Linked DNA regions of Homo sapiens: region 1 is linked to region 2. The links are chromatin loops, found by intact Hi-C in ENCODE. Cell type or tissue: heart left ventricle. All regions are shown on one strand.

Region 1 (2,500 bases), 160 kb after region 2:
CTGAACCTGGGGCCAAGGTGGCCAGAAGCTATGCTCCCAGGTTTGAACACAGAGCACTCAGCAGTAGTAGCTGTCACAGTGTCTAGGGAAAAGGGCAGGGTCTCTGCTTCCATGTCCCTGAAGGGTTACCTGTGGGCCTAGTGCTGGAAATGTACAGGGTCCTCAGGGTGCAGGTGCCTCCCATCCCCACCCCACCCCTCCACCCCTTCTTGGCTGTGTCCTTCCATAGCCTGACCCTGTTTCCCCTCGTCTGTGTCCCAGCCCCCCTCCCTGCTCTTTCCTACACATCCCTCTGGGCCAGGACCCTGCCCCACCCTGACCCCTCTGAGCTGTGCTCTTCCTGGACCTTCTCAGGGCTGTGGGCGCCTGGTCCTGGCTTGAGGGTCTTGTCCCCTGGGGGCTCCACACGGGCAGCCATGGTGTACTGCGGAGCCTTGAACTTGGTCACCCGCACATCAGTTTGGCGGTAGGCTGCGGGACCTGGGGTCTGAGAGGTAAAGGAGGCTCAGACCAACTCGGCCTACCCAGGGCGTGTGGCCCTAGAGGACAGGGAGCAAACTCAGGCTCTGAGTCAACAGGGTCAGCTACAAGTTGGTGCCCGTGCATCAAGGTCCCCTTCTGTCTTCTGTCACACTGTGGAGATCACACCCCACTGCTTGTGGGGTACCTCATGTGGGGGTCACTTCCTCCATTTCAGCCTCACGCTGGCAATGGCATCCCCAGTGTGTGCCAGTCCTGGGAACATCGCTGAGCGTGTGTGAGAGAGGCTGTTGCTGCCCTGTTGGACCTGAGGGCCTGGGGCTGGCAAAATCAACATGGACGAGGGCTGTTGGGTGCCATGATGCTGCTTCCCCATCTCAGGCCCCTCAAGCTCTCAGGCATGTGCCACCCAGGGGCTTTGCACTGGCTGTTTCTGAAACCAGGACCCTCCTCCCCCAAATAGCTCATGGTTTATTTTTTCCTCCTCCTCTTCTTTCCATGCTACCCTATCTAAGATTGCCTCTCTCTCTCCAGACAGTGCTTCCTAAACCCCATCTCTTGTCCTCAGCACGGTCCATGCTGGGGCCAGGGCGTCTCCCTTCTGGCCTGTTGCCTGCCCCTCCTCACCACTGCAGTGTAACCCCAGCACGTGGCAGGTGCCCAGAGGGTGAAGGGCTGAGGGGGCTGAGGGGCATTGGCAAGGCAGGGCCGAACTGGTGGGTCCTGGGTTCCGGGGGAGGGTTCAGATGGTTGGGGGTGATTCTCTGTTCTCAGTTGGGGTGGCCCTTGCCTTGTGTAGGTCGTCGCTGAAGCCGCCCAGCTTGCTGCGGCCCTTGATGGAAAAGGAGGGCTGGGAGGCCTTGCCGACGGTATTGGGCCCCATTACCATGGGCAGCATGTACGCAGCGGGGCCTGCAGGGTGGACGTGGAGCCTCAGGCCGGAACAGGGCCCACTGCTCCTTCCCTGGGGCTCTCCCCCAACTCTGGAGATCAGCCGTCGGGCTGCCCCATGTCACACACCCCACCCAGGATCCCCAGGTCCATTTGGCTGAGGATGGTTGGGGCTGCTGCGGACCTGGGGTGCTGTCCACTCGGAATGCCTTTGTCCGGGCAGAGATGGAGTGGCTGGGTGCTGAGTCGAACACGTACTTGGTGGATTTCTCTGGAAAGTAGTCACCTGGACAAGGAGCCAAGGGGGCTGCTGGGACAAGCAGGTGGGTATGCAGCCCAGTTTGGGGGCTCAAGGAGGACTCCCCAACATTCTAGGCGTGGGGCCTCTGGGCTCCAACACAGGTGGTGACCAAGTCGGGTCAGGGGGTGTCCAGGATGGAAATGCTGACTTCAGGGCTGGTGAGACAAAGGCTATTTTTGAGCAGGGAGAGTGGGGTCTGACGTCGGCCTGGCAGAGAAAGGTCCAGGTCGGAGCTGGACTCTTGGGCCAGAGTCTTCTCTGCCCAGGCACGATGGTGACCCCTCAAGAGAGAAAGATGGGACGGGAGGGGCCAGGATGGCTGAGCTCTCCCACACCCTTGCTGACATGAGGTTAGGGGCACCCAGCAGGGAGGGGCAGGCCTGAGGCTGCGCAGGGCAGGAGCCTGAGACAGGGTCACTAACCTGGACCAGGAGTCAGCATGGTCTTGGTTTGGTAGCGCCCCAGGATGGAGTAGGCAGGGCCAAGGTCCTTGCCAGTCCTCAGTATCTTGGGGTTTACATTGTAACGGGGCCCTGGGGAGCAGTTCTCTGCCAGGAGCATGGGGGCCCCACGGAAGCTGTAGGCCGGTGCACGCAGCTTGGTGGGCGTGTGCTTCATGAAGCCTGTGGACGCAATGGGCCCTGAGCAGCCCGGAGCCTGACCTGCCCTTCTCCCCGCTGGGAGTCAGGGATTGAGCCCCAGGCCCTTCCCGGGACCCCCACCTGCCCGCCTGGCTCCTGACCCTCTCCCACAGTCTCTCAGGCTCTTACCTGTTGTTGGTGGAATCAGGTACTTGGGTCCAGGGCTGCTGTAGAGGGCCATGATGGG
Region 2 (2,500 bases):
GGGACAGCTCTCCCCAGACGGTGGGGGCCGGGACCCCTCTCTCCAGACGGTGGGGCCGGGACAGCTCTCTCTCCAGACGGTAGGGCCGGGACAGCTCTCTCCGGATGGTGGGGCCGGGACACCTCTCTCCAGACGGTGGGGGCCGGGAGAGCTCTCTCTCCGGACGGTGGGGGCCGGGACACCTCTCTCCGGATGGCGTGGGCTGCAACAGCTATGTCCAGATGGTGGACCCTGGGACACCTGTCTCCAGATGGTGGCAATGCTTTGCTGAAAGTCAGTGCAGAGGCCAACCAGAGGTCCAGCCAGAAGCTCGACACAGTTCAAGCAGCACTGGATGTGCTTGGCCATGTGGCCCAAGTGGCCGAGCAGCCCATGTGGCACGTGGCCCCTAGCAGGCCTCCTCTGGTCTTGGGTTAAGGGGTTGGAGCAGCACTTCCAAATAGGGCAAAAGTTGCTTCCCAAATAACATGGGACCTACAGCACTAGGCATCGTGCCTCTTTCTTCGTGGAGGAAGGGACTGAGGTAGCCACTTGCCTTGTGCTTGGGAAGGGATGGACCACTGGGTCCCTAGACGTGCCGGAGGTGTGGGCCCCAGGTGTTCGGCTCGCAGATGCTCTAGGGAGGTGTTGAGGGCAGCGGCTACTTTCTGCTCAGCAAGTCCAGACCACACGATGCCCCCCACAGAGCGGGTAGTGTGACGTCCCTGTAAGCGAGGCCGATGACTCTGAGCTGGGAGCTGATGTTCCTGGAGGGAGGGAAGTGAAGGTGAATTGTTGGCCTTGCCTGTTGAAGGCAAAGCATCCCGATGGTCTTCACCCACAGGTGTGGAGACAAAGGCCTTCCCTGATGAATAAGCTGCCCATTGTGGGCGGCAAGCCACCCAGGTGCCGAGGCAAGAGACTGAGGACACGAGCTGTTCCAGTATAATAAAATATAAAATAAAAATAGTTACACCAGATATAGATCTTAGATATGATTATATATGAATATCATTAATCATTAGTTTGTAGCAATTACTCTTTATTCCAATATTATAACAATCCTCGCTCTATAATCATAAACTAGGAAAAACCAGGCCATACAGAGATAGGAGCTGAGGGGACATAGTGAGGAGTGACCAGAAGACAAGAGTGCGAGCCTTCTGTTATGCCCGGACAAGGCCACTAGAGGGCTCCTTGGTCTAGCGGTGATGCCAGCGTCTGGGAAGACGCCCGTTGCCAAGCGGACCGTGGTCTAGCGGTAGCGTAAGTGTCAAGGAAAAACACCCGCTACTTAGCAGACCGGGAAAGGAGGGGCTCCCTTTCCCCGGGGGAGTTTAGAGAAGACTCTGCTCCTCCACCTCTTGTGGAGGGCCTGACTTCAGTCAGACCTGCCCGCAGTTATCCGGAGGCCTAACCGTCTCCCTGTGATGCTGTGCTTCAGCAGTCATGCTCCTAGTCCTCCTTCATGTTCCATCCTGTGCACCTGGCTCTGCCTTCTAGATAGCAGTAGCAAATTAGTGAAAGTACTAAACGTCTCTAATATACAAAAATAATGGCGTAAGCTATCTTTCTCTCTGTCTCCTCTCCCTCTCTGCCTCGGCTGCCAGGCAGGGAAGGGCCCCCTGTCCAGTGGACACGTGACCCACGTGACCTTATCTATCATTGGAGATGACTCACACTCTTTACCCTGCCCCTTCTGCCTTGTATCCAATAAATAACAACGCAGCCAGACATTCGGGGCCACTACCGGTCTCCGCGCATTGGTGGTAGTGGTCCTCCGGGCCCAGCTGTCTTTTTTTTAATCTCTTTGTCTTGTGTCTTTATTTCTACACTCTCTCGTCTCTGCACATGGGGAGAAAAACCCACCGACCCTGTGGGGCTGGACCCTACACCCATGAGGCCGCAAGGAGCGTGTGGATTTGCTGCTCAGTGAAAGCCTGTCAGGAGCAGACGTTACGCTAACCACCGTCTGATTATTTTTTACAGCAATTCCCTGTCCTTCTTCCAGATCCTCCTGCCTTCCACACAGGCCAAAGAAGGCAGGCAAACGGGGCTGTGGTGGAGTCTCCAGCCCCTGCATCGTCAGGTCCACGATGTGGCACTGATCTCTGCTGTCCCTCCAGGGAGGCGGGTCAGGTCCGCGATGGTGGCACCGATCTCTGCTGTCCCTCCAGGGAGGCAGGTCAGGTCCTGGATGGTGGCACCGATCTCTGCTGTACCTCCAGGGAGGCGGGACTTATTTCGATTGACTGTTTTCCTGGGTAGAGGCAGCTCTATGGCCTCCATCTGGCCTTTTCCAACATGAGACCCCTCACCCCATGGGTCAGGGACCAATGTAGGATTCTGAGGATGTCTGTGCCACTGATGCATTCCAAAACCAGAGAGCAGGTCACTGGCCTCGCCGAGAGACAGATCTGAGCTAGAACTCACGGATCACCTGACGGCCACAAGCCCCTGCTTTGCCAGGCAGATACCACCGTGGAATTAACGTCCGTGCACAGCCAGGTCCCTGAAAAGT

What was found. Hi-C counts contacts between places; a loop is a spot of excess contacts. Peaks named below come from ENCODE experiments on the same cell type or tissue, not always from the same donor. Only the 100,000 strongest peaks of a DNase experiment are listed, where the experiment ranks them.
Region 1: it touches region 2 in a loop (7-fold over the local background); 45 of 110 quality-filtered maps call a loop at or near these places.

Annotation. Positions count from the first base shown.
Region 1 is chr11:197,356-199,855 of GRCh38, reverse strand. CIMAP1A (ciliary microtubule associated protein 1A) reads right to left here. Exons shown (of 7, transcript NM_053280.5): 2 at 2,443-2,500; 3 at 2,095-2,295; 4 at 1,556-1,657; 5 at 1,271-1,392; 6 at 347-487. Among named protein-coding and RNA genes, the nearest start is that of CIMAP1A, 1.8 kb to the right of the region's middle. In heart left ventricle, no CTCF peak of the experiment used is centred here; DNase peaks (open chromatin) are centred at 1,465 and 1,915.
Region 2 is chr11:360,753-363,252 of GRCh38, reverse strand. No RefSeq gene overlaps it. Among named protein-coding and RNA genes, the nearest start is that of B4GALNT4, 7.5 kb to the left of the region's middle. In heart left ventricle, a CTCF peak has its summit at 1,160 (motif pointing right); no DNase peak of the experiment used is centred here; H3K27me3 peaks cover 586 bases.